Regions from separate parts of the Homo sapiens genome. Here region 2 is linked to region 1. A link is an interaction called in ENCODE POLR2A ChIA-PET data of the cell type or tissue named here. Cell type or tissue: Panc1. All regions are shown on one strand. Links, peaks and the distances in the headings refer to the core of each region. The heading gives the core; the rest is flanking DNA.

Region 1 (5,379 bases), core at 92-5,091:
ATATAGAAGTTCATGAAGTGCCTCACCCTCCACAAGAGAGTGGGTCTGGATTTACCCACCTTCCATATCATTGAATTTCTGGAGTAGGGTTGATGTTACCATTACAACTTGTTATCACTCAGTGATTCAGGTAATGGGTGTTCTGATTGGAGGCTTGGAAATCCAGTCACTACAATCATAGGTGCTGCCTTCTTGCCACTCACATCCCAAGTAGGAATAGCCCAGGTGAGTTATGCCCCACACCCTCTCCTAGAAGCTGGGGGTTCACCCAATGTCAGAGGCCAAATCATCCTCAGATACCATCTGGTTGAACTTCCTAATTTTACAGATGCCAGTAGTCCAGTGTCACGATAATACAGTGAGTTGGTGGCTACATAGAAATAAGGATTTGGGTCCTGTGAATTTTGGTCCAGGAACTACCATTTTGCTCTTTAATAGTGTTTAAAGGACACAGAGGCATATTTTCTAAAGTCTGTATAGTGTGTGTTTGTGTGTGTGTGTGACAGTCTCACTCTTTTACCCAGGCTGGAGTGCAATGGCAAGATCTCAGCTCACTGCAACCTCTGCCTCCTGGGTTCAAGCGATTCTCATGCCTCAGCCTCCCAAGCAGGTGGGATTATAGGCACCCACCACCACCCCTGGCTAATTTTTGTATTTTTAGTAGAGATAGGGTTTCACTATGTTGGTCAGGCTGGTCTTGAACTCCTGACCTCAAGTAATCCACCGGCCTCGGCCTCCCAAAGTGCTGGGATTACAGGCATAAGCCACCGTGCCTGGCCAAAGTCTTTATAATCTTAAAAAGGAGAGAGAGGAAAGAGATAAGTGTAAGAAGGAAGGCATAGCTAATTAATTGGAGGGGGATGGTCTAAGTTCAAGCTTTGAAATGAAACATAGCTGGATCAGCCACTTAGTTGATGTGTGAACTTGGACATACACCTAAAGTTACTGAGTCTTAGCCCGCATCTTTTAAACTGAGATGGTAATAGTGCCTACTGCACAGGGTTAGGTAAGGATTAAAGAAGATAATGCACAGATCCTGGCACTGACAAAATGCTTAATAAATATTGGCTATTATTATAACTCCAGTGCAGACACCCAAGGACTTGGATAGACTGCCAAGAAATCAGTCCTGAGGGGGCCTGTCCTTCAGCCAAACTTCCTCCCTTCCAGCTCCTCTCTTCCAGCCTGGGCTGCTATGCTGCCCACATCCTCCACTCTACTCCTCCAAATAAGTGGCAATCATGACATTTTTAGTATCCAGCTTCACACACAGATCTTTCCAGCAGAGTAACAGGGTATTGACTAAAAATAAAGATGTAAAAGGACCAGGGATAAAGGGAATTGGTAAGGAAATGAGAAAAGAGAAAGGAAGGAGAGCTATGAAGAGATTCCTTCCATCTTTGATCACAGTGCTGGATCATGTATAGGGAATGTGAAGTACAATCAGTATACCATTTCTCCACGGAAGTTACACTGCTAGCAAAATGAATGCTCATCACTTTTCTCCTACCCTGCCTAAATAATTGAATACTGTGGATTACTGTGCAAGTTTCTCCATGCCCTAAAACCATGAAAACCGTGTCCTATAAAAAGCTGGTTTCAGTGGCATTCTAGTCACTGACTCTCTGCTCAGGACTGTACGAAGATAATATTTATCAAGATGACTGACTCAACAATGGTCAAATAATATTCAATATAGTTTTAATGAGAAAAACATGTGATCATATTCTGAGTCGGAAAGTCAGCACCACATCTTTAGCACATATTAACCAGAACATCTTATTTCCTGGCTGTATCAGAACAGACAACTTGCTCTCTCTTCAGTCGGAGCTGCAGTTTTCCTTTTACATCTCCATTTGTCTTCTTGTGGAATATGGGCCTGAAAGGACAACAGGGTCACTTTTTCCTAAGACAGTATATGTTTTGCAGAGTGTATCTCTGATGCTGGCACCACCCAGCAGCTGGAGACCTAGGTGCCGGGAGTCTGAAGTTCTAACGTTGCATTTCAAACCCCAAAGTTCAGTGGATCTTCATCTTAGTTGCAGAGAAGTCATTATCTTCATTTTTTTTTTTTCTGGATGCAATAGTTGCCCCCTGCCAGACATGAGAACAAACAGAATGTGTTCTGTCTTTTCCAAGATTGCTTCATCAGCATGTATTTTCCACTAAAGCTTTTCAGTATTTGACTTACACATTTATGAACACCCCCAAATGGACTGTTAGGGTTTGGTTTAATCCCCAAGAAAAGTGGCATTAAAATAGATCTTTTCCCAGCAATAATAATCTAATTTATGATAAAGTATTCTATTCTCAGTACCTTTGAGACACATGAGAGCTTTTATGTAATAAAAAAGCCATTTATTTCTGAATATTTTAATGCATGTTTCCATATTTTTCTCATTTTTAATGCAAGGGCCGTTGACAGTATTGTAAGAGAATGTCTTTTAAAAGCAACTTTACGGCAAATGTTCCAGTGAAATGGATGGCAGCGTGCATCGTTGCAGAGCTGTATTGCTGAATGGAGCAGGGCAGAGATGTTTTAATTCACATTTATGTGCATAAAAGGGTAACCTCTACAGAGAGAGACAATGTTATTCAGTAAATTGATAAGATATAGTAGACTTGGCTTCAGTTTGGGGCTCCATCCTTTGATTTGCTGTACTTACTTAGTTATTGCTGTGTCTCCTCTGCCATGTCTGAAATACAGAAGGAACACATGCTGGAGAAGGCTATGACAACTATTGGGGAAAAGAAAGTAAGTCAGAACCTTAGGTGTGAACTGGAAAGACAGGCTATTTTAAAAGGACAGAGAATCAAGGAGCAAACAGAGCGTCTTTGGACAGAAATTAGACTATCTATATACATATATACGTGTGTGTGTGTGTGTGTGTGTAGTGTGTGTGTGTGTGTGTGTGTGTATATATATATACACACTCACTGCAGCCTGGACCTCCCAGGCTCTAGCAATCCTCCTGCCTCCTGCTCCCAAGTAGCTGGGACTACAAGTGTGCTCCACCTCTTAGAGACAGGGTCTCACTATGTTGCCCAGGCTGATCGGGAACTCCTGAGCTCAAGCAATCCTCCCACGCTGGCCCCTCAAAGTGCTGGGACTACAGGTGTGAGCCACTGGGCCCAGCCTATTTTGATTTTTTAAGCTTTCATTTCCAGAGCTGTTCATTTGGATGGATGCCCACCATCTAAAAAGCTACTAGGATAATGGTTGTTGACTGGGAAGGTAGAAGCAGGGTCTGGAAGTGGGAACAGTGTCTGAATCAAAATACACACATCCCTGGTTCTGTGATTTTAAAGCCATCTTGAGAAATCTCAGAAGTGTAATTCTGATACTCTCCCTGATCAAGAGCCACTGCAGTAGTATGAGTATGAGATTTAACCTCAATCATATGTGCTTACAAGAGATACGAAAATGCATATTTGACATGAACAGAACCACACTTCTGAGATAAGAAGCCAACTTTTCACGGATGTCTTACTGATGCTTTTTGATAAAATGCTCCGTGCTTTTTTTTTTTTTTTGAGATGGGGTCTCACTCTGTTGCCAAGGCTGGAGAGCAGTGGCACAATCATGGTTCACTGCAGCCTCAACTTCCCTGGACTCAGGTGATCCTCCCGCCTCAGTCTCCCAAGTAGCTGGGACTACAGGCACACACCACCACACCCAAATAATATTTGTATTTTTTGTAGAGACAGAGTCTCGCCATGTTGCTTGGGCTGGTCTCAAACTCCTGGGCTCAAGTGATCTGCCTGCCTTGGCCTCCCAAAGTCCTAGGATTATAGGCATGAGCTACTGCACCCAGCCACTCTGTGGTTTTAATGGACATTGATAACAGCCCTCTGTAAGACAAAATCATGATCCAAAGTCAGACACTGGATACCTCATAAAAGGGCTGGGTGAAGAGTCTGCAGAGCAGGGATCTCGTTTTAGTTCTGGACAGATGAGCTATTCTGGCCTTGTGGATGTTGCCTAAGCCACTCTAAATATGGTATCTAGGTCTCTCAGCTTCCCTCAAGCAGATAGAAAAGGGTGAACAAAAATATCAAGAGAAGAGGGAAAGGATAAGTTAGTATCGGGATGATGTAGGGAGAATAAAAGCTAGAAGGAAGTAGTAACACTGGCATTGCCGCCTGCTCAGGGCCAGGCACTGTGTTGAGTACTCACACCATTAGAATGGAGACTTCTAACAGGGAATACAATGGAGATAAAGGAAAGAAGACTTGGAGAAAAGCCAGAATTAAAAGGGAATCCATTTTACACTTTCTAACCTCAAGATTTCAAAAACTAAAAACTGAACAGGTGTTTTATGACTAGTGAAAGCTAGTACTCACTGTGCCCTTAACTGTACTGTGTTTTACATGCATCAGCTCACTGGATCCTATGAAAAGCCATATTAGGCAGGCATTATTATTATACTGTGGTGCTGACATAGAAACCAAGCCTTGGAGAGTTTAGATAACCTGCTAAATGTTCACTCCTGTTGGGTGATGGTGCTGGGACTTGAAGCTGAGGAGTTCAGGTCTGTTGTGTGGACTCTGCTCTGCTAGTAGCTGAAGGTTACTGGTGTGGACTCTGCTACTGGGCTGCTCAAAATGCTTCAAGGGTTCTGATCTTAGAAAGTCTCTTGGAGGTTTGGGGAGAAGATAAGAGGTTGGGCTGGCTCCCAACCAAAAGCCTTGGAGACACTTTCAAGATAGTCTGGGAGCTGGGACCACAAACAAGGTAGATGAAAACAGGTAGCTGGGGGCTGAGGATGCACAGCTGGGTGACGGGGTAAGAAATCCTGCTACATTATAGCTACTGGGAGCATGGCCTTGGGAGGTCGACTTCCTGGGTTTGAATCTCACCTTAACCACTTCCTAATGGTGAATTCATGGACACAGATATGAAATGGGCTAATACTAGTAGCTGCCTCAAAGGGCTGTGCGAATTAAATGAGATATATAGAAAGTGCTTAGTAAGTATACATAGTGAGCCCAGCAATAAATATTTGCTGTTATTTCAGTAAACGAGTTTTTGGATGAAGCTCTCAAGTCTTTCTGTCACCCTCATTGCTGCCTGCTTCCTACAAGTATGGTGAATTGGCATGTTTGGAGTGTGTGATATGTGGACCCACTCGTGAGCAAGCCAGCTTTGCCCTGTGGGAGAAGGAATACATGTCAAAGGAATAATGCTGGCCGGGCATGGTGGCTCACGCCTGTAATCCCAGCACTTTGGAAGGCCAAGGTGGGCGGATCACAAGGTCAGGAGATCGAGACCATCCTGGCTAACACGGTGAAACCCCGTCTCTACTAAAAAAAAAAATACAAAAAATTAGCTGGGTGTGGCGGCGGGCACCTGTAATCCCAGCTACTCGGGAGGCTGAG
Region 2 (5,379 bases), core at 55-5,054, 70 kb before region 1:
ATTATCATTTTTAGAGAGGTAGTGTGACAACTGCCGGACCATCACCTGATGGTCATCTGACATTCCTGGTGGGTCAGGAGGAGCCCTCTTCTGCCTGCTCATGCCTGGCTAGCTAGCTACCATAACAAAATCAGAGGAAAAATGCAGTTTCGGAGAGTTTTTCCTGAAACAAACGGTATTAATCTGTTCTTGGGAAATCTGCCCGAATGACCCAAACACCTCCCATTGAGAATCACCTGCAACATTGGGAATCCAATTTCAACATGAGGTTTGGAGGGGACAAATATTCATACCACAGCAGGCGTGTTTCAATGACTGCACATGGCCCATTTTGCCTTCAGACTAACATTCTGTGCATTTCCCAGTCAGTAGGGGTATGGCTGACATAGATCTAAATCTTGAGGTGATCCTAAACCCAGAACTTTTGTTATGAGCATCGACTTTCACCTTCACTCCACCAAGTCTCTAGCAGGGCTGGGTTACCAACAACATTGTCTTTGTTCACTGTCTTCTTTTCTCAATCCTCTTGCCTCTCCTTCATCCCTCCTGGGGAAGAAATCTTAGAAACACAAAATGCTAAAAAGAGAGAACAGGTGGGACCTCAGCCAGAACAAACGTCCTGGATTGCCCATATACTGATTAACTAATGTTGGCTCTTCTGGAGGTGGCAGCTGAATCTATTGCATATTAGCTGAATTGATCACCCTTAGACTGGCCCTCATTTGCACTCTGAGTTTATAGCAGCACTTTCCAAGTTTGGCTTTTTATCACAGCTTAAACAAATATTTCATGTGTAAAGTACAGAAAAGTGGGCCAATTGCTCTTCTCTGCCTTCTAAGAACAATGAAACTCCTCTCAAACATTTTGCAAGAAACTAACATAATCTCCCCGACTGTGCTGGAAACAGAACACTGAAGAGCCATTTAAGAGTATGAGGCAGCCTGTGTGGTGGCACTGATGAAATGGCCAAGGAACAAAACGCTTGCCCAGATGAGGACTCTTGGTGATAATGTTCCCAGAGAAACAAGGTTCTGAACCGAACCTTTCATCCATTAAACCAGTGTTTGCAAAGTGGCTCCACTGTATCTCCCCATGTCTGATCCTACTGGAACATATGATCCTTCTCCTAAGAGCCTTATCCTTTACCAAGCAAGACAAACACACCCTTGAAACAAATAGAAATCGACTAAGTACTTAACTGAATGATATTGACTCTAAGTGAAGGAGAGTTTCCAGGAAGGGGAATCAACGTGGGCTGAGATGCTGAAAAGGTCTACATGAAGAAGACAGAGGTTAAGCTAAGCTGTGAAGCATGAGTCAGCTTTCAGTAAAGGGAGGAATGAGGAAAGGGCATTGGAGAGGGAGAGAGAGAGAGAGAGTGTGTGTGTGTGTGTGTAAGGAGCAAAGAAGATTCTAAGACAAGGAAGTGCTAATAAGTATGATATACACAATTCACTCAAAATCTTGAACTTCTCCTTGTATTTCATGCAGTTCTCTGCTCCAATTCCTTCTTCTCTCAAGCCCCACCCAACAATTCTATTTTGCTAACTAAATTTTTTTTTACTGTATCTTGTATCCACCAGCCTTATTAATATATGAACTTCAAGTCATTTCTAATGTTTCACATGCAAAAAGAGAGAAGATTCTTCTGTCTTCCAAAAAGAGAGAAGAATCTTCTGCTTTCCAAAAAGAGTGAAGATTCTTCTCTCTTCCAAGAAAGAGAGAAGATTCTTGTGAGTTCCCAGTACAAGGCTGATCACGTGCTCACTAAATACCACCCAGTGGCTGAAATTGAATTTATTTCCCTCAATTGCACATCTCTGAGAGGACCAAGGAGTTTCATGACTGCTATCCTAGCATTTTAAAGAGCAGATGTGAGGGACCAAAATGTTGGTAACAACTATAGAAGAATTTCTGTGAGAGACTAAAGCTCTGAAACTGTAGGGTACATTCAATAACTGGCATTGAAAAGAATGATTTTGTCTTTCTTTCCCTCTCTCTGTCTCTCTCCTTTTCTTTATTTCCAGAATTTTCCACAAATGAGTTCATTTATAAAGAGAAAGGCAAGCTTTGATGACAACACCTTCACAAAATGGAGGCCTTTGAAAACATTGGTCTGGATTGAGGAGTATGTTCCCCTGCCCGGATCTTTCAGTTCCTCCCTACAGTGTATTCAGCTTGATTCCAGCCTGAGTGTCCAGGCAGTTGGTACCCACAGCCCCTTCTGGGCCCCAGGGGAAGGCATCCTTCCCCTCCCTCCTCCCTGAGGCTCTGAGGTGGCTGGCCTCCTGCCTGGCTGTGCCAGAAAGCAGCATGACCACCAGCACTACTGTGGTTAGGACAAGAAGAAAATCTCGGGCATTCACAGCTAAACTATGGTTTGAGAAATGCTGGCGACTAAGGGTTGGCTGGGTAAAGGAATAAGAATAGCAGCTGCAATGCACTCTTTGACTCTGCCTCTCCCAAAACAGTCCCTAAAAGGACCATAGAAAGGATCACAATGTTCACGGCTGGGCTTGGCATAGTCTTAGTCCTGGGGTGAGGGCTGGTGAGAAACCCACAAGGGTTTCTTTTGGGGTCTTTCTGAGGGTACTAAAGGGAGTCTCATGGCCCATCCTACTTCTAAGTAGCACTCTTTTGGCCCTAAGAAAGACCTGCTGGAAGTCAGGATTTTTTTTCAGTCCAGTTTAAAATCCCAGATGAAATTAGCCGAGTGTGGTGGCATGCGCCTGTAATCCCAGCTACTTTGGAGGCTGAGGCAGGAGAGTCGCTTGAACCCAGGAGGCAGAGGTTGCAGTGAGCTGAGATGGCGTCACTGCACTCCAGCCTGCGTGACAGAGTGAGACTCTATCTCAAAAAAATAAAATAAAATAAAATCCCAGATGTCTCTTCCATTGAAGACAACGAGGAAGCATTGTCCCCTTTATTTCAGCCCTTGAGTCACATCAGCATGTGCTGGTGGGACCTTAGGGTCCGCATCACCAAGTCGAGTAAGGAATCCGTCCATGTTAGTTAGGTTTTTTCTTTCCATTGGTTCTTTTCACAGTAGAACCAAAGTAGAACATGCTTCTGCCACTAGTACACATGTCTGGCTTCTAGATAAGGAAACTAACTTTTTCTGTCCTAACTCACAGCTGTATTTAGGCTCTAAGGATCTGGGAAACAGAGATGTGACAGGTCCCCTTTTTCTGCTTCATCTTCTCTTTAAAACAAATAGGACTGGACGTGGGCAAACATATCTGTAGCAAAAGATTGAACACTGAATCAGGGTCATGTGCTCCATGCTCCTTAGTTATTTTTATTCATTTAAGGGAATGAGAAAAAGCAAAGGAGGCCCTCAGGACATGAAAATTAAATGTGGCAGCTGAAATTGGCATCTGCAGGCGCAGCTCAAGCAGGCTGGCGTCCGCTAAGCAAGGCGTTTAAAAGGAGTTGAGGCTGCTCTAACCAAACTGAAGAAAACCTGGGCAGGGGCTGTTTAAAGGAAACAAGTTCCCTCTCTTCTTAGGACTAAGCTTGCGTACTGTCTTCCAGCTAAGGAGAATAAGGGGGGCTTGTTTAAAGGGCATTCAATGTCAGTGACTGTTTTTTCTCCATAAAGACTGACAGTTTAAAGAGAATCTGTTGGCAGGCTGATTGCAATCTTGTTTGTACCAGAGCAATAGGAATCTTGGTTATAAATATGCAAAGCATCATGAAAAGATTAAGGCTCAGTGGCTGGGGTGCAAATTGGTCTGGGCTGTTTACTGCATGAGGAATGCCTTCCCTCCGTCCTCCTCTCCCAGTGCAATCCCACACACAGAGACAAATACCTTGCCATGTCCCACTCTCCTGCTTCCCAGGGCTTATTCTGGTGTGGGCCTGGCTCTGGGGAAAGATTCACACCTGGGCAGGAAGGACAAGGTGGAGAGAGGGCAGAGAAGGAAATGAGCTCCCTGACCCAGGACCTGGCCTGCTATAATTTTTGGCTCAAATAGAGTGGGTTGTTATTGGACTAACCACGAATTTGGGCCTGCTTCAGTGATTTCTGAGAGATGAGAGGAAGTAGTGAAAACTCAGTGTTCACTCCAGCCTGGACAGGTATCCTTAGGGCCAGGCCAAATTCTGTTTTAGAAAAGGGAGATTAACTATGTGAGGAAGTCCCAGGGTTGGCATCCTGGTTCTGTCATTTAGGGGGCCCTGGGTCCTTGGGCAAGTAGCTCGGCTCGTCTCCTCACACCACCTTTCTGTGTCCTGCCAAGGTTGTTGTGTGTGAGGATGAAAGGAGACAATGAGTATAATGCATCATGCCTGGGACATGGGAGGCACCCAGTCAATGGAAGCTATGACTAGAAGGTCTGAACAAGGAGTGGCAGCGAATGGTAGGAATTGTAGGACTTTCTCCTCAGTTCAGCTAAAAACTGGGTCCTTGTCACATGACCAGTTAGGCACGCAGACACTTCGAAGGGTGATGGGGTTATGAAATTTATTGGGCGAAAAGGAAAAAGACTCTCAGCAAAGTGAGAGGGGTTCCTGTTAACAGGCCCCCATCTCACAGATTGAATTCCAGGTTACCACACAGGAACAGGAGGGCCAGGCTCCTCCTTCCTGCAAACGGGGTCAATTTCCATGCCTCCATTCTGTTTTCCCAGTGCGCAGACCGATTGGAGATGCGATTCTCCGGGGACCGTTTATACTTGGCTGTCTCAGAATGGTCATTCACTGCACTGTCCATCTGTCCTGTGGCTTCCCAGGAGTTTAAGGAGTTTACTTAAAACCCTTTTCCTGGCTTTGCTCTGTTCTGCTGTTCAGTCTCCCATCAGCCTGGGCCTGCTTCTGCCTGCTGCCATTCTTATGCCAAGTCTTAATGTGCACTCGCTCCCTTCACGAGCACCTTTGAATTTCTAATCCTTTTGTCCCCACATCTCCTGCCTTGTCACTTTCCTCAAGGAAACAGGTTATAAAGCACTGGAATGGGGTGGAGACATTGTCTCCTTCATTCAGTTCAAAGTTCTTTTAAATCTTTGAGTGCCAGATCCCAGGAATTTCTTAGCCTACATTGGTGAAGGGATTGGCTCATGGATGCTTCGCTTGTTTCTGTAAGAAGCGAGTCTAGAATTTAGTCTCCTAAATGTGAAAGAGACAGCAAGAAGAATCATTCTATCAGGGCAGAGTGTAGGGAAACCCTAAGGCATAGTGCAGTAACCTGGAGCAAGTGGTCGCTGAAGATAGTTAGCACCCCTAAGCCAAGAGGGGCCGGGGAGGGACTGCCTGGCAGGGGGTGTGGTCTGCCATGGAGGGAGGCTGACAGCCTGGGTCCACCTTACTAGAGAGGAAAGAGGGGAAAAAATACCCTAGCCTCACTCTCCCCACTCCTCAGATCTGCCTGTGTTCCCTATG

The links. ChIA-PET counts read pairs that join two places held together with the same protein. Peaks named below come from ENCODE experiments on the same cell type or tissue, not always from the same donor. Only the 100,000 strongest peaks of a DNase experiment are listed, where the experiment ranks them.
Region 2: POLR2A ChIA-PET joins it to region 1 with 6 read pairs; 2 of 35 experiments call an interaction of 5 or more read pairs at or near these places.

The regions. Positions count from the first base shown.
Region 1 is chr5:38,708,683-38,714,061 of GRCh38, forward strand. All of the region lies in intron 3 of OSMR-DT (OSMR divergent transcript), which reads right to left. It overlaps LINC01265 (long intergenic non-protein coding RNA 1265), which reads right to left. Exons shown (of 5, transcript NR_104631.1): 4 at 2,667-2,738; 5 at 1,685-2,094. Among named protein-coding and RNA genes, the nearest start is that of LINC01265, 8.9 kb to the right of the region's middle. In Panc1, for the core only: no CTCF peak of the experiment used is centred there; no DNase peak of the experiment used is centred there; H3K27ac peaks cover 1,472 bases.
Region 2 is chr5:38,638,902-38,644,280 of GRCh38, forward strand. It overlaps LIFR-AS1 (LIFR antisense RNA 1), which reads left to right. Exons shown (of 9, transcript NR_103554.1): 3 at 2,028-2,128. Among named protein-coding and RNA genes, the nearest start is that of LINC01265, 79 kb to the right of the region's middle. In Panc1, for the core only: no CTCF peak of the experiment used is centred there; no DNase peak of the experiment used is centred there; H3K27ac peaks cover 1,105 bases.